Linked DNA regions of Homo sapiens: region 2 is linked to region 1. The links are chromatin loops, found by intact Hi-C in ENCODE. Cell type or tissue: mammary epithelial cell. All regions are shown on one strand. Each heading gives the region's core, and the rest is flanking DNA. Links, peaks and the distances in the headings are about the cores only. Region 1 overlaps TM2D3 (TM2 domain containing 3). Region 2 has its middle 13 kb from the start of PCSK6.

Region 1 (9,360 bases), core at 568-8,567:
TGCCAGAGTCAGGTTGGAAAGTAAGCCACATCACATAGGGTTAAATAAAACTGCTTTGAGATTTTATAAGGTGCAACTCCCCAGCCCCTTAGATAGGAATTTGGGCAAGAGGGAAAAAAGGTCAGAGTTTAGTCCTCAGTAGCTAACTGTAACTCCACCTCCTGGGCTCAAAGATCGCTCCCACCTCAGCTTCCCAAGTAGCTGGGACCACAGGCGCACACCTGCTTATTTTTATTTATTTTTTTTAGAGACAGGCGTAACTACGTTGCGCAGGCAGGTTAAGAATGCCTTTTATTATAGTCATTCTAGTGGGTGGTGAGTCATTTCATTTTGTTCTCATGTAAAAGGACAACTTCATAATATGTGAACAAATTCCCTTGGTTTTCTCTTCGAGCATTTTGCAAGTTGTATTTTGTGTTCTATTCTACATTCCGTGCCCTGATAGCTAGGAGTGAGGCAGGGAAAAGCTCAGCTGAGACTATATCTTTGCTAGAATATCTGGTCTCTGGTTTCTTGACTAGGATTTTCTAAATGTCCTGAATCAAAGTTTCCTCCCCAGGGAATGATGCAATGACCCCTGGGGGTCACCCCAGGCTTTGGATCCTTTATCTGGTTCAGCAGGGAACCCCTGAACCCATCAGAGTCCCTCCTGTTTGTTCACGAGCCCTCTCTCACTGGTCTCTTCCCAGCAGCCCTTTTCACTTCCCCCAGCAGTAACAGGAGAAAGATATAGATACCTCTCTTTCTCCGAATTAACCTGTTTTTCCTCACCAGTGAGACCCCCCCACCTTTTTTTTTTTTGGAGACAGAGTTTCGCTCTTGTTGCCCAGGCTGGAGTGCAATGGTATGATCTCGGCTCACAGCAGCCTCTGCCTCCCAGGTTCAAGCAATTCTCCTGCCTCAGCCTCCTGAGTAGCTGGGATTACAGGCACCTGCCACCACGCCCACCTAATTGTTTTGTATTTTTAGTAGAGACGGGGGTTTCACCATGTTGGCCAGGCTGGTCTCGAACTCCTAGCCTCAGGTGATCTGCCCGCCTCGGACTCTCAAAGTGCTGGGATTGCAGGTGTGAGCCACCACGTCTGGCCTCCAGTGAGACTTTCTGAGTTTTGTTGCGCCAGCAGGGCCATTTGCGGGAGTAATCTTACACACCTGAGCAATAATTTTTTTTCCCTGTATTCACAATTTTTTGACGTTTTTGGCATTTGGCTGTATCCTTTTGCTTGTTCGCTGTGGAGTTTTCATTTGTTTGCTGGTTTTGGGCAGGAAGGAGGTGCTGGCTTTTCCTACAGTGTGTTTATCATTTAAGTATTTGAGAAGGGAGATGCTGCAATCCAGCTGCACTCTACCACTTTAAAAATTCTCAGCAATACTTTTAGGTGTTTAGCTTACTCCCAGCAATTCCTCCTTACTCATTCATCAAACTCCTAGTCACTGTGCACCTGCTGCATGGCCGGCAGGGCTCTCAGAGCTGAGCTACAGCAGAGAACCAGAGCCCTGCCTTCGTGGAGCCTTAGTAAATTATGTCCACGTGTCTCCATCAAAGCGTATTTTGCATAAAAGTGTTGTGTTTATGGAAGACAATTTCAATACATTTAAAAGAATTTAAATCAAATTTGCCTAGGTTACAAAATTAACCAATAGGTCTAGTGCATAGCATCACTACAGTTATCATATTATAAATTTGCTAAGAGTAGATTTTAAGTGCTCTTACCATGAAAGAAACGCATACGATGTATATACAATAAAAGTTTAAAAAATGTGTCTACCCCCTAACATTCATGTGACACTTCATACTCTACCAAAAGGGCAGAACAGAGGGGAAGCTTTAGAGCAGGAGCGGAGGAATCTGCCTCCATTTTTCCTGGGTGTTTTTTTTTTTCCTTTTTATGCATATTCTACTTATGTAGTGCCTTCATTTTCAGGCTTTTTCAATGTTGTATTTGAGAAGCTGCATCAGGTACAGCTCATTTTCCACTCATTGCTTACAGGATGAATTAAAATCATTTGCATATTCCGTAGCTGATGATATATGCCCAAAATAAATGCAAGTCTGGCATAAGGCATTAAAAAAAAAGTACAGAGAAATGAAGTTGTGTGGCATAGAGAAGGTATTTTTACATTTTAAAATCTTGAAGCATAAGATCTTTGAAAAAATCTTTTTATACGCACCATAAACCAGTTGTTCCTCAGCAATTTGCAGAAATCAGATCAACATGGTGTTACAGACAAATATTTACTTGAAGCCAATTTCTATATATTATCTCCTTGCAGCCACCTCAACTGCCAGTCCCTGGAATTGTACACAGTCCCTTCAAAACCTTGAGGACACCCGTGGCATTAACTCAGCAAATAAATGAGAGCCTCTGTGTGCACGGCATTGTTCTAGGGACAATGGAGGGGGTAGACATAAATAACCCAGCACCTTCCCGTGAGGCATTACTGGGGTAAATGGAAGAGAGCTGACAAAGCAAGGTAGAGATTCTTAAGGGGAAATCATGACAGATGGCCTGCTGCAGTGATAAATTCTGAGTGTCTAGAGAACTATCAATAGAGGATGGTTGACTGATATGGTTCCCAACCTGTGTGAACAGGATGGCTATCTAATCATATCCCTGGGTCAGAGCCCATAGCTCACACATGATGGACTGAGTATTTGTGTCTTTTCCACCCCAAATTCACATGTGGAAATCCTCACCACTGTAATGATGGTATCAGGAGGTGGGACCTTTGGGAGGTGATCAGGTCATGAGGGTGGAGCTCTCAGGATTGGGATTAGTGCCCTTATAGAAGAGGCCCCAGAGAGATCTTCCCTGCCTCTACCATGTGAGGATGTGAGAAGATGTTATGAGGAAGAAGGCCCTCACCAGATACCAAATTTACCAGCACCTTCATCTTGGACTTTCTAGCTTCCAGAACTCTTAAGAAATAAATTTCTGTTGTTAAGCCACGCCGTTTATGGTATTGTTATAGCAATCCTGAAAATCTAAGACAGCAGAGGAATAGAACCTGAAGGTCAGACTCCAACATGGCATTTTGCTGCCAGCAGAGGCCCATGGGATTTGCTACAAGAGATTGCACCCACACTCCCTAGTGCCCTTTGAAAGTATAGTTTTACTTTGCAGTTTCTTTTTGGGGCTGTGTATGAGTTCATCGTTCATAAATTTGTTTGTACTATTTGAAAATCTCTTCGTATTTCCTGCTAGTTCTGTCTCAGGCCATCAGCTCTATCAAAGTCCTTGATCTGAAGCATTCCTGACTGGCTTACATCCTTCAGGTTCCAAGGGCTATGCCCTTGTGCAAACTTTTTAGGATTTGGGAACAAGTTCATTTATGCCTCCTTTCATGGATTCTGAATCTTTGAGCTTTACTCTCAGACACTGCAGCTTCATTATCTAATTCAGGCCCCAGAGCCACAAAAATGGTTAATCAAGGATGCTGTTACCTATTTCCACCAAGGGCAATGCATACTTCCTACTAACTTCCCACCGACTCCCTGGTTCCACCTTGCATGGTTGCTCAACAGGGAAGTATTAGATTCTCTTCTACACAGAGCTACATAAGGAGACTCAGGAGACATTTTTATTATAGTTAGCAAAGGGGCTACTTCTTGAAGAAAAGATCGTCTTCTAAAGAAACACCTGCTCAATCAACAGTTTAACGGATACAAAAAGTGTGTCTTTGCTCTCAGAAAGAAAGGTCCACATAAACCGGGTTACTCCCATCCTGAAGAACTGCTCATGCTCTGTGACAAGTTCCTCGTAAACAAAACAAAACAAAACCAGTTTTTTTTTCTGTTTCTGGAACTAGAATGGGGAAGCAAATGTAATGGGGATGCGCCACCTAGCGACGAGAGATGGAACTGTCACTCAACTAAGAAAAGGACTGTGCTTTAAACAGCAGCAAGTGATCACTGAAACCTTTCAGGTAAACTGAAATCAATAAATCATCTGCTGAATGAAATATGCAGATATTTTATAGCTTCTAGATATGATATGGTGGTTAACAGTCTTCTGGATAATACACACAAGTGTTTAAAAAGCAGTAACTCAGATACCCACATTTGAAAGAAAAAATGCTAAGTTTTTAAATGTTTCAAAAGCAAGCTTGAGTAAAAATCTTTTTGAATAACTGAGTTTTTTTTCCCCGATAAAGGGTCTATAACAGATCTATACTCAAAAACATTTATATATTTCCACTGTGTCAATAAACCAGCCAATTATGACTCTGTTAGAATGGAGTAATGCCCTGAAAGATAAAAATGTTATTCTTAACAATAAAGGTAAGTTGTAATGATTATTCAAGATTATATTTAATATAGAAAACAGGCCCACAGTATTTCTTAACTTGCAATTTTATTAATTTTTCAGTACTCTTACCTTTTATATACTACTAAGAAAATTTAAACCATAACTAGACATAAACATTCTGCAGTTTAATTCAAATTTTCATATATACAGACCAGACTACATATGTATTACACTGCAAAACTTACACATGACTGAAGCTGAGCCTAATAACTTCAATTAGCCAACAACAGAAACACTCCCACTTCCTGCAGTCACAGCAATTAGCTAACAATAAAAACACTCCCACTTCCTGCAGTCACAGCTGAAAGACTTTTCAAGGCAGACTACATTTGGGCTGGAGATACAAGTGATGTAGTTTGACTTGGGCAATACAAAACAAAAGTCATAGGAATTAAATGGATTTTCAATCACTGTATAATTCATTCTCCTGGCTTAAGTACGTTTTAATTTTTTCACAGAAAAAAATATATTTCAGGCAAATAAAAACAAATTCCAGATTAGCATAGTTCAGCGTTTCATTTATCTTACCTTTATCAAGGCAAACAAAGTACAGATGCTGTACATTAAAAACATAGAAATATATCACTCACACCACATCAACTCCTACGGACAAAAGGGCTTTTTCTAAGCCCTGCTCCTTTCTGAAGCACACACCACAGCTAAATGTACAAAGAGCCATCTGCTGGTCCAACATAGCCAACTCCAATGAGCAGGACGTCTATCAGCGTCCATATTCCCAGGCCACCGAAGCTGAAGAGCTTGCCGAGGCCTTCCCGCCACTGGCCCAGGTAGAAACGGTCTGCTCCAAACCCACCGAGGGTGATGCTGCGATGGCAAACAGACAGGATTCCATGAGACCACCTCCACCCCAGCTGTGGCCAGTCACGGTTTAATCACCACATTATGTCAGATTTGAGAAAGGGCTTCCCCTGATCGTAGCCCTTAACTGGAACACAAGTGACTATTTCACAAACTGACACCACCAAATAATTACGGGCAGGAAGACAGTTTAAATGTCAAAAGTAAACATACAATTTTTAGCTGTACTAAAAAACCAATGTTTTCTTTTTTTAAAGTTATCAATCTCATTGCTTTTTAGTCAAAATAAAGCAAAGACCCAGTCTAACAGGAAGTGCACTAACACGGGGTCAGGGCTGGAGTCAGGAGGAGCTCACCACCACCTGGACGACCTGGATCAAGTCATCCATGTTTTCAGTCTATTTTTTCATTCATCTCTAAAATCTTAATGTTAGGAATAAATCCTTAAAAGATTTAAGGATCTTTTAAATTCTAAGATCTAATAATACTGAAACTATATTATGGAAAATTTCTAAACACCTAACAATAAAAAGTAAAGAGAACAGTACCCATGACTCAGCTCCAATAATCAACACTTGGCCAGCTGTGTTTCATCAAAACCCTCCTCTTTCCCCTCCAGAGTACCCTGAAGCAAACCTTGGGCATCATCTCATTACAGTGATGATTTTAAAAGAAACCATGTTGCCGGGCGCGGTGGCTCACGCCTGTCATCCCAGCACTCTGGGAGGCTGAGGCAGGCGGATCACAAGGTCAGGAGATCCAGACCATCCTGGCTAACACGGTGAAACCCTGTCTCTATTAAAAATACAAAAAATTAGCCAGGCGTGGTGGCGGGCGCCTGTAGTCCCAGCTGCTCGGGAGGCTGAGGCAGGAGAATGGCGTGAACCTGGGAGGTGGAGCTTGCAGTAAGCCGAGATTGAGCCACTGCACTCCAGCCTGGGTGACAGAGAGAGACTCCGTTAAAAAAAAAAAAAAAAAAAAAAAGCAAAAAAAAAAAAAAACCATGTTGAGTGCTGAGAAGTTTTAATTGTTGAAAGTATGTTACAGTATAGTACTGTAAGAGGTTAACAATGTAGGGAAACCAGGTTAGGGGTATATAAGAACTCTACTATCTTTGCAACTTTTCTGTAAATTAAAATTATTCCAAGTTTCAAACATTTATTTATTTTTTTAAAAAGCCAGTTGTTAATTTGAACCATTGTCAGCAATGGTTACTAATCTTTTTTTTTGAGACAGAATCTCACTCTGTCACTGAGGCTGGAGTGCAGTGGTGCAATGCCAGCTCACTGCAGCCTCCTCCTCCTGGGCTCAAGTGATCTTCCCATTGCAGCCTACCACGCAGCTGGAACCACAGACATGAACCACGATGGCAGGCTTTTGTATTTTTGGTAGAGATGGGGTTTCACCATGTTGGCCAGGCTGGTCTTGAACTCCTGACCTCAAGCAATCCGCCAGCCTCGGCCTCCCAAAGCGCTGGGATTACAGGTGTGAGCCATCGCGCCCGCCCTATCTTATTTTTGTTAGTCTCATTTTCTATCCTGGCACCCTCTTTTACTTTTCAGTTACACTTTTCCTGCCAGGCAAGATCCTTCTTTCCTCAGCTCAAATTCTAATGCAGTGGTTCTCAGCAAGGGGCAATTTTGTCCCCTAGGGGACACCTGGCAACATCTGGAGACACACTGTCACAGCTGCAAGGGATGGGGGGTTTGCTACTGACAAGTAGTAGGTAGAGGCCAGTGATGCTGCTCAACACCCTGCTATGCACAGCACAGCCCCAAGACAAAAACTCATTCAGCCCAGAACGTCAGCAGTGATGAGGCTGAGAAATCCTGCCCTATGGCTGCAATGCTGCAGGCCTCAGGGTCTCAGGCACGAACTCAAAACTTCAAGTGTAGGCAGCGTAACCTTTTCACTAATCAGTTAACCAGGGTCTTACCTGCCCTTCCCTTTGGTGGGAAGAACTGCTATAATTTCTTAAAGTACTGTTGAGAAGTTTAACAAACAGCACATTTCTATGTAAGAAATATAAGCCTATAATTATCTGCTGCTGATGAAATTATAGGTAATTTTTAATGTTTTTGTCATTTTCATTTTTCCAGTTTTCAGTGTTCATCATGTATTACTTTTTATAATAGTTACTTAAAATTAAAGATATACATCATAAAACTGCCTATTTTGGATAGTCCACAGCATTTTACTGATTCGTGGTACATTCAGAATGGTAAACGTAATGTGCAGGCATCTTGGGAGAAAAGCTAACATGCCTGCCAGTCAACTCCACGGAGGTACTGGTCTGATCATCTAAACTCTTCCAGCTGTTTGCTAGAGTCTAACACACGTGGTAGGATCTGAGTGAAGAATGAAGGGGACTGAGCTCAATGTCTGAAGATTCCACCAATCCCAAAGAAATGCAAACGGCCTTTTACACTTACGAGTAACAAGGCTTACCTTAGAGCCAGAGCCGTAGACCACTTATAGCCTCCAGTCCAATTGCAATATAGCATTTTGGGAAAAGTACGGTTACCTTAAAAAAAAAAAAGAAAGAAAAATACAGGGTATAAAAAATACTCTCAGAAAGACTTAATTGTAACAAATGGGCTCAAAATTTAAAATGTGAAAAGTCAACTCTCTTTACGGTAATACATGTTGAAGTGAAGAGTACAAAGCGCTTACCATCTATCTACATAGATGTAATATTTAAATCAGCTAAGTTAGGATTACAACGTGAGGAACATGAAATGCTCACCCACATATCAAGACCTACGGGGAAGTTACGAGTATATAAGACAGTGTAGTCTTGAGGCATAAAAATCACCCAATAGGAAAAGAAGAGAAAGTCAAGAACCAGAAATATACAAACACTTCATGTATGAGTGTTATGACAGAGGTCACACACGGATCAACAGGGAAGAGTTGAGACAACTGGCCATCCATGTGGGGGGACAATTAAAGTAGAATCTACCTCACACCATCTACCAGGACCAATTCCAGGTGGATTCTAAACCTAAATGTGAAATGTTATACTTACAACTTTCAAAAGAAAATGTAGCAAATTGTCTTTATTAACCTGGGGTAGAAAAAGATTTCTTAAAACCACCACAAAAAAGGACTAACTCTAATAACTTCCAGTAATTATATTTTTAAAGTTCTGTTCATGAAAATATACAATAATGCAAAAAAAAAAAAAATCAAAATCTGGGAGAGGGTTTCAGGGACAGCACAGGTAATATCCAAAATATAAAAGAAGTCTAGACAACTTTAAGACCAAATTTAAGAATAACCACTCTTGGAGAGAATATGGCTCATCAGGAACAGTTACATAGCGCGGGTGGGAATGCCAGTCAATACAGCCATTTAAAGAATGACACACGCTGGAAAGTACATGCTGAAGAAGCTCTTGCACCTGTGCCATTGGGAGACAGGCAAAGAAATTTGAACAGTCACAACAGCGGAAAACAGCACTTAACCAAATATATTGGAGAATAAACTGTGATACAATCTTACAATAGATTATTACACAGAAGTAAAAAAAAGAAGAGAAGTCACGTGGATGAATCCTAGAGCCACAATGTTTAGGAAATAAGCAAGTCCCAGAAGAGCACACAGCCTGAAATCATTTTACACGGTTCTAAAACATGCATTATTGAATATTATTTTATTACATATAGACAATAAAACTACAGAAAAAATTTAAAAGGAAGTGAAATAAAAAATTCAAAAGGGTGGTTACCTTGGAAGAGGAGGAAAGGCAACCAGGTGAAGGCAAGCACTCAGGCACTCAGGCGGCCGCAATGGTATTGGTGCTGCTTTCATTGTTATTTTGGGTAAAGGTCAATTACTGTGTATTATGCTTTATACTTCAAATGTTTTTCTTATTTTATCAAATATTACATTTAAAAAGAACTGCAATTTTCTGGATGCTTTACTTTAGTACGTTGAGTTTATTGATGATGCTTGGCACATCTAAAGAGCTGCTGATAAATGTTTCTAATTAAGTAACTTGACTCGCAAATTTCTGGTTAAAGTCCCTTCAATAAACTTGGAGAAAAACATTTTGTTGACAAATGTCCTTGAACTCTGACCTACCCAAGCAGTGGACGTGGTCCCGCACCGTGCAGTTGGCAGGGTAGCGCTGCCGAGGACAGGACACCGTCATGCAGCTGGTGGAGTTGGTACACTCGTAATCTGTTTCAGGAAGCTGCCAGCAAAATCTGCAAGTCATGTTAATGAT
Region 2 (8,680 bases), core at 1-8,000, 140 kb before region 1:
AGAAAACAGAGATCACACTGAGGATTTGCAATGCAGGGAGTTGGTGACTCAGGGATGAAGGAGCACAGTTTCTCCCACCCCTGGGTGCAGGCCTCCCTCCCCCAGCTCCAGGCAGAGGGCCCACTTGAGATCAGCACGTGCAAAGGCCCTGGTGCAGGAGGAAGCCTGGTGTGGTGGAGGAGCTAGAGGGCAGGCAGGGCAGCAGGGGCATTGGCAGTGACAGGAGGGTAGTGGGAGAGGGGATGAGAGGCACGGCCAGAGGCCAGGCTGTGACAGCTTCATCAGCCTTGGCAAGAATTTGGACTCCATCCCAAGAAGGGTGGAAAGCGGAGGAGGGGCACTCCCACAGCTCCAACCCACCTGGCCTCCAAGGCCTTCTGACCTGCACCCGCAGCCCCACGCTGTCTTCAAGAGGCCGGGAACCTTGGGTCCCACATCTTCACCTCCTTACTCAATATCTCCACTCTCTGTGGCCTCTGAAATCCAGAGCAGCCTGTTCTAACCTCCTCACCCCCACCCGGACCAGACCCTGGCCTCAAGGGCATGCTGTGGCCTTCATGCCCTGACCCAGTGTGGGCTCGGCCTGACTCCCACCTCTCACCAGTTCCCTCACCCGTCCCCAGGCTTCCCACCCTAGCCGAGGGCCCTGTCGCACTGTCTGTGGTGTTCACTTCCCAGGTGGTCTCTCTAGCTCCAGCCGCTGCCCCTCATCACCCTCCCTGCCGTCTCCAGAGTCTTGGTTCCCAGGCACTCCCATGAGACGACTTAGACCATCAGTGAGTCTTCTCAGCCAGCAGGGTGGAGATCAAACTCAGGGGCACGGCCTTTAGCAAGCTGGCACTGTTTTTCTTGCTCTTCCTGTCCCACCATAGGGCCAGTTGCTGCTCCCAGACGGACTGGCCCTTCAGGCCCGGGCACCTTAGCTTCCACTATTTCTTCCTGACTGGATTCTTCTCGGTCTCCAGGCAGAATGGCTCTCCCTGGCTGTAGGACCTTATGTTTGGGGGCCCAACTGTGATTTGTGGCCTCACTGCCAGCCCTGTGTGTGACTCACGGTGAGGCCTCAGCAGCTGTTCCCTGCACCCCCATCTAAAACAGCTCCCTGCACCCCCATTTCTCACTGGCAAGATGAAGCCTCAGACCTGGCAATCTCGCTCCACCCCTATTTAAACAAGGCAGAACCTCTGATCTGGAATGTTCCCACTGCAGCCTCTCCCAGAGCCTTGGGAAGGAGTTGGCTAATACAATGCTGGGTGGCAGGGCTGTGCCAGCAGTGCAGTGATTTTTAAAATATGTGTTAGAGCCCTGGGTTTTTCCTATAAATGAGATGGTCGGCCATCATCCTAAATGTCACTCCCTCACTATTAGGCCACAGTGATGTTCCTAAAAGAGTCAACAGTAAAGACCTGTTTGTAGGTATCTAGGAGCCGGCAGCAGACCCTGGGGACACAGGACCAAACGTAGGGAGGTTTCAACTCTGGATCTCCATCGATTCTGAGCACCTCGGTGACCGGGGTGGGCTTCAGGCTTCCTGAGCTGGGGCTACAGGAGTGCAAAGGGGTTTTATGATGAGTCCATGTATTAAATGAAATAAGGGCCCACAGAAAAGAGAAGGCTGGGACCGCAGGTGTCCAAGAAGCAAGGCACAGAGGCAAGCAGGTTCCTTCCCACACGCAGCTGAGGTCCACTCAAAAGGTGATCCTGAAGAAATTATGCTAGAATCAGCAGAGTGGGCCTCGGCTGAGTGTGGAATCCAGCCCACTACTTGCTGGCTGTGTGACCCTGGACCAGGCACCTACCCTCCTATGCTTCCGTTTTCTCTGCTGCAGAAGAGGCTGCCAATGATGCCTTCCCTTAGGGAGTGAGCCAGGCCGTAATTCAAGGCTAGGCAGCACCTGGCAGCTGGCATGCTGGCAGCAGACCTCCTGACACACGTGCCCTTGGTTTGGCAGATGCTGGCAAGGGTTGTGGTGACAGCGGACACGTGAACCACGACAGCTGGAAGGGAACAGTGGAGGGGAGGGCACTATGCTGAGTCACATTTAGACCTCACTAAAACCGAAGTGGTTCCTGTTAACTTGCTTTGGTCTATGTGGTGGATTTAGGGCTTCCAAAAATCCTCTTAAGGCTTTTTATATCCTCCTCACTATTTATAGTCTAAACTCCCCCAAATCCCCAACCCAGACAAAATCATTCCTGCTATGTTTTCTTTCGATGCCAAGCTCACCAGCAGCAGAGAACATAGCTGCATGACATGGGGCCCGATAGGCTGCTCATGCCTGTGCCCCTCCCTCCAGGAGTGAGACTTGGGAAATCCTTTACCCTCTGCAGGTTCTGTGTTTATCCTTTGCAGGGTCACCTGCCACAATGTCCAACTCCTGCCACCCACAGGAACTCCAGCAATGCTACTGATTCCCACCATCCAATATTGTGATTTTTCAAAGGTTGAAAATTTGATAAGCAAACAACACATATGTGGCCCAAATAATTTTGCATCTGGGTCTTTTCATCTGGACTGAGGCCAATGCCCTTATTCTTCTTCCTTCTCCTTCGGAGCCCTTTCTCCCTCCATCCTGTAAAAGTAATCTTTCATTAGAAATCAGCAAAGTGGAACAGTATACTCCCTCCTGAGCATGTACCAGTCACAGGTCACAGGTGATCACCACTGTCAAGAAGAAAGTCTAATTCAGTCCTCACCTTTGATAGACGGGAAGTCTGGAACCTTCTTAGTCACGGCCTCTCAGGCAGAAGATAACAGAAGACTTGCCACAGTGCATGGCAGGGCCACAAGACAGCAGGAGGGGAAGTGACACTCAAGTCCTGTCTCCTGGAATAGGCAGGGGATGGTCCAAGTGAAGTGGGATTGCTCAGGCAGGAGGAGAAGAGGCAGAGGGGCACTGTGGCTAGGGAAGAGGCTCCAGCCCTGACCACCTGGGTTCTCATCCCAGCTCGGCCACCTCCCAGCTGCCTGACCTCAGATGAGTCCATTGACCTCTCTGGGCCTCAGTTTTCCCAGCTGAGCATAAAATGGGCATATTTGTGTCCACCTTAAATGAATTAGTGTACAGTGCCTGGACCTGGGCCTGGCACTCAGACAGCATTATGTGAGAGCTGTTCTCATCAGGCCAGAGGTTTAGCAATACCTCATTGCTACTTGTAAACATGCCTGGTTCTGGAAGTGTCTGTGTGGGTGTGTCTGAGTTAACACAGACATGCCCCAGGCTGGCCAACCCCACAGGCCGGACTTGTATCTCCCCCAGCAGAGACCCCCAGGCCAGCCTCTCCTCTCCCTCCACAGCCCAGACCTAGAAGGACTGCACAGCCTGGGGACCTCAGCTCCTTCCCCTACGTGCCTGGTGAAAGGAGGGAAACAGGCAGTGAAGAAAGAAGGAGCAGAGGAGGAGACAAAAACTCACCTCTCCTGAACCCTCTGTAAGGCTTTTGCATGCATTCGTGTCTGAGCTCCTAAAGTCCGTGTCCTGTTTTACAAACAAGAAAGCCCCGATCCTCCGAGGGAGCCAGGGCTTTGCCTGAGGTCTTGTCAGGTGAACAGTTAGGGTTCTGGAATGGGTGGCTGTGAAGGCACAAGGCAAAGGCAGAGGGAGGAGCCTGGGCAGCCACCCGGCCCCATCTCTTCCTGCCACGCCGTGAGGGCATCCTCAGATAAGGACCCAGGCACAAGAACCTTGACGGGAGGGGAGAAGGACACCCCGGCTGGCCCATCCCCACGGGTCGGTAGAAACAGGAGACAGGCCCGAGGACTCCCTGGTGACCAGGGACCATCTGTGGCATCCCCCTCCAGGACTGTGCCCCGGGGAGAACCGCTCACTGGGGATCAGCAGGCTGCACTGTTGCCCCCTGGAGGATGCAGAAGGAGAGAGACACGGTGCCCGGACTCGGCAGCCCCATGATCCCAAGCTGGGAACCCCCCGGGCAGGCTTCAGACTCCTTTACTGTCTGCCTGTCACCCCCAGGCCCCTCCTGCCAGGGGGAGCTCAAGGGAGTGAGTCCCCCTGGTGGCGGGGAAGCCCGTCCTTTGGGATGGAAAAGCCCGAGGCCGCCCCAGCTCCCTGGCCACCATCGTGCAAAGGCAGCAAGGCGGACAGTCAAAGGACGTGCATCCTGCAGGGGCTTGATCCTTTTGATGCCTACTGATGAGGGGCAAGTCACTGTCTATGAAGGGTCTACAATGTCCCCAAATTCTGCCCCTAATGTCGCTTTAGAAGTCAAGCCTATCCCTGCTAGTGGCATTTAGGAGCTGAATTATATCTTCTTTTAAAAAAGAAAAAAAAAGGCTTCTCTCCAGAGAAGTATTCAGATGCCCATGAGCTCTGCCATCCAATATGAATATTCCCTTAAAAATGAAAATTATGGCGCACTTAAAAAGGAGCATGTTATGTCAGCACCGGGGATAAGACAATTTATTACTGTCTACAAAAGGAAGGCTCTAATGCCGTGGTAGAGGCTGGCTCAGCGGGCTGTAAATTATGAGCCATTCTCTGGCTGGTGGAAATAAATCCTCTTGTCACTCACTGTGCTCTCCCCTTGACAGGCCAGCAGGCCGCCGGGAGCAGGCAGAGTCAGGAATTCCATGTCCGTGACCTGAGAGCCGCACCACTCCACCTCCTGGGCCTCACTCCGCCCTATACACGCGCACACTTAATGACATCTCTGATCATGTCTTCAGGACGCATACCCTCTTTGACTTGAAAAAGTAACAACTGTTTGTGGCCTTCTCACAGGCCGAAAAGAACAAGCGGGGTCCAGTGGAGAAAGGTGAGGCATGGGAAGGCCTGGCCCGAGCACTGTGACTTCAGCGAGGCACCCTCCACCCCTCTCAGCTTTCCTGGTCTGAAAGTAGAATTTCGCCAGAGGGTGAGCCGACAGGTAGAGCTGTTTCCACCTGCGTGTGCTGCCTGTGAGCTGGGGAACTGCCCACACTGGGAGGGGTTGGGAAGCGTAGGAGGGCACCTGTCGCAGACGTTGAGGAGGGGCTGCCTTTCCCCTCCAGGGGCTGACCTCCCAGGTGATTCCCAGAGCCAGACCACAATTCCAGAATTCAGTGAAAACAGCGCCAAATCCTATTCCCTCCCGATCCCACCCTGATCCCTGCCTCTGGTAAACCGGTAAGTCTTGTTTTCCCCACCACCACCTCCCACTCACCACCTTCCTAAAGCGATCTGTGCCATCAGCCCCTACTGTGAGTACAGCCCTCTAAGCCACTCAGAGGGACTTCCTTTGGAAGCTCACTGTCGGAGACATCCTGCATGCATCCAGGTAGAGACATCATGAACAAAGAATACGGGCCGGGCACGGTGGCTCATGCCTGTAATCACAGCACTTTGGGAGGCTGAGACGGGCAGATCATGAGGTCAGGAGATCGAGACCATCCTGGCTAACACAGTGAAACCCCGTCTCTACTAAAAATACAAAAAAATTAGTCGGGCGTGGTGGCGGGCGCCTGTAGTCCCAGCTACTCGGGAGGCTGAGGCAGGAGAATGGCGTGAACCTGGGAGGCGGAGTTCCCAGTGAGACTCACCCAGTTCTCAGTGAGCTGAGATCGCGCCACTGCACTCCAGCCTGGGTGACAGAGCAAGACTCCGTCTCAAAAAAAAAAAAAAAAGTATGTATACTTGCTAGGCAGTAAGTATGATTAAATGTGTCTGCTGTGTAAGAACTTGGGATTAAATGTTTCCAAAGAATGGTTGAGGAATCAGCTGGTATGATTGCCAAATAAATACTAGATGCCCAGTTAAATTTGAATTTCAGATAAACAATGAAAACACTTTTGGTTTAAGCGTACCTCACACAAAAGTTGGGATACACTTGCACTCATAAAATTATTTTTTATTTATCTGAAATTCAAATTTACCTGAGTGTCTGTCCTGTATTATTATTTGCTAAATCTGGCAACTCTGGGTGGGCAGGAGGGTCAAATGCTCAAGCTGGGACTGGCTAGGGAAATGCATCCTTAATATTTTAAAAAGAAGTGGCAGGCACAGGTTTTGGTTGAAAAAATACAGAACATTTTCTCTTGGGGCCTGGAATCATGGCAACTTAAACCATTAAAAGTATCCTACTGATCTCAAATACAGCCCATTAGGCCTCCAGGAAGATTAAAACAACAAAATAAATAAAAGTGACAAAAGAGACAGAGGGGAGAGAGATCAAGAACTAAATGGAACATCTGATATTCATGGAAGCTGTGATAGTTCCGAAACTGCACATTCGAGAAGTTTTGCCAGCTGGTATTTCAGGAAGGGTTTGGGGGAATGGGGGAAGAGCCCTTCTGCTGGCCCATCTCTCTTCTCGTCCCAGCCTCAATCCGCTCCAAGACAGGAAGAGCAAAGGCGAGAAGGAGCCACGCCCCAGGACCGATGAGGGCTAGCAGGAATATCACATCACCCACACCATTAGTTAGGTATGCCTGGTCTTCCCCGCTCAGCTTTCTTCCCTCCTCCCGTGGTCAACCCCAGACACCTCAGCAAAATGGACAGCCATCCAAGCCAGAGGCACCCCCTCCAAGCAATTCTCATTCATTCTACTTCATCATTTTCTTTAGCATCTTATTTGTCCTTGAATTTTCTATTTTACCTTTCCTCCACTTTCTAGTTATTTTCCCCCTCCCCCAAAAATGTTTTCTGGTGGTCAGTAAGACACTTGCTCTCTCTGGAAGAACAGTGAAATCCCTGATGAGACCCAGTGTGAATTCACAGTGTCGTCATGTCTGTCCTGTGAGATTAGGCACCCATGAACCTTCCCAGCTTTGTGTGGATCGAGCAGGTAAGAACAGAACAACCATTTGCTGCTCCCAGTGCCCACGGTGAGATACACTTCAGAGGTGACAAATGGATCGTGCGGCAGCTCAGACCCCAGGCGGGAGGCCACGGGGACACCCACCACTCTTGGCACCGAGGGCTCCGCACGGTGGAGAAGATGTCGACAACCCTGTCTTCTAGGTTCAAACATCATGTCATGGAGGTAAAGGGAGAAGGCGTGAGGTTAAGGGCCTGCGAATCTGGCTTATCCAAGAACCTATTAACTGTAGTTCAATATTTACCAGCCCTTCTGAAGACATGTAGAAGAATGACAATGTTCAGACTATCAGTGTCAAGATTGTAAGGAGTCTGCCTGAGTCATGGGTTAAATGGTGCCCATGAATATTTTATTGAACTGTTTCCTAATTGTTTACAAGCTGGACATTTTTGTCAGCCATACACAGCAGTGTTGTGTGCTACCCAGAAGTTCTGACTCATCAACACTTTGTCGGGTTAGCAGAGAGCAGGCTGCACTTGCCATCTCGAACCCAGAGTTCTTTCTGTGCTGTATTATTTTGAGATTTGGTCCAGAGAAAAATGATGGATCAAGGCAGAAAAGCAGGTAACGGGCTGTCCCCAGATGCGCACATTAAAAGGCAAAGAGCTATCGAAATGTCACAAACTTTCGTTACAGCCCATCATTGGAGAGCTTTTCCAGCCGAGAGCATCCACCTTGACATCCTCCCCTCCCCAGCTCCATCAGGCACGAAGAGGCTCCTGCTGACAGACATTAGGGACACGAAGCAAACTGACACAGTGGATTAATCCTGGTGTCTGGGGAGCAGTTAGGACGTGTCATGTCAATAGGTGTCTGGGCACCTTTTAGACCAGGCCTTAATGGCCCAGCCTGGCCCTAATCGTCCCTCACATGCCACGGTTCTGCTCTTTCATCTTTGCTGTGTGTGTCCCATGAAGTCTCATTTTAAACAAGGCAGCAAGGCACAGTGACCACCGCAGAAATCCACTTCCCTCGAGGCCTTGCCACAGATGCCAGCAGCGCCACCAGCCCCCATCCCCAAAGGAAAACACAACCAAACAGTCATTAAAACGAAGAAAACCACGACCATGGTAAATTTGTCAGTGTTGGCGGAGAAGATAATGATACTGAAAATAGCCTGAAACTCTTTGTCAGATGGCTTGCATTTTTGGTCACAGGAGAACGTTTTCTATGTGACACGTGTAAGTGACCTGTGGGACCTTGTCATCAGTGAGGTCAGAGCACTCACTGATGCTGAAATTTGGGGGGTTCCCCAGGCTGCCCTCATCGTTCTTGCAACATGGCTGCCAGGGTAGTCGGTGTGAAGGATGGGGTAGGCTCACCCTGGATGTGAAGGATGGGGTAGGCTCACTCGGAGTGTGAAGGATGGGGTAGGCTCACCCTGGGTGTGAAGGCATGGGGTAGGCTCACCCTGGGTGTGAAGGATGGGGTAGGCTCACCCTGGATGTGAAGGATGGGGTAGGCTCACCCTGGGTGTGAAGGATGGGGTAGGCTCACCCTGGGTGTGAAGGCGTGGGGTAGGCTCACCCTGGGTGTGAAGGATGGGGTAGGCTCACCCTGGGTGTTTGCACCTGCGTCCTTGCTGCTTCCAGGTCCCTGGGACATGGCCTGTGGTCTGCACTGCTTGGGTGGTCCGTGGAACGTTTTGCTCACAATGTTCATAAGAAGTAATACAAAATAGTATCCTTCTCCCGCAAGGGTAGGGCCGGGAGAACTGGGAGAACAAGAGGCTATTGGCACCTGCCAGGTGGAAAGCAGGTGGACAACTCAACAGAGGGTCTGTCTGTTGGCACCCAGCGGTGTCGAACTGGTTATGTAAAAGAGAAAGAAAAAGGATACTAAGTCTCTTGAATGAAACTGGGCC

Evidence for each region. A loop is a pair of places that touch in the nucleus more often than their neighbours do. Peaks named below come from ENCODE experiments on the same cell type or tissue, not always from the same donor. Only the 100,000 strongest peaks of a DNase experiment are listed, where the experiment ranks them.
Region 2: a loop joins it to region 1, with 4 times the contacts of the local background. A loop is called at or near these places in 21 of 110 quality-filtered maps.

What each region holds. Positions count from the first base shown.
Region 1 is chr15:101,637,510-101,646,869 of GRCh38, forward strand. TM2D3 (TM2 domain containing 3) reads right to left here. Exons shown (of 6, transcript NM_078474.3): 4 at 9,216-9,360; 5 at 7,578-7,653; 6 at 4,339-5,135. The coding sequence ends at 4,970. Among named protein-coding and RNA genes, the nearest start is that of TM2D3, 10 kb to the right of the region's middle. RefSeq lists silencers at 3,774-3,933, 9,130-9,296. In mammary epithelial cell, for the core only: CTCF peaks have their summits at 3,852 (motif pointing left) and 5,010 (motif pointing left); no DNase peak of the experiment used is centred there; H3K27ac peaks cover 249 bases.
Region 2 is chr15:101,498,206-101,506,885 of GRCh38, forward strand. No RefSeq gene overlaps it. Among named protein-coding and RNA genes, the nearest start is that of PCSK6, 13 kb to the left of the region's middle. In mammary epithelial cell, for the core only: CTCF peaks have their summits at 3,863 (motif pointing left) and 4,063 (motif pointing left); no DNase peak of the experiment used is centred there.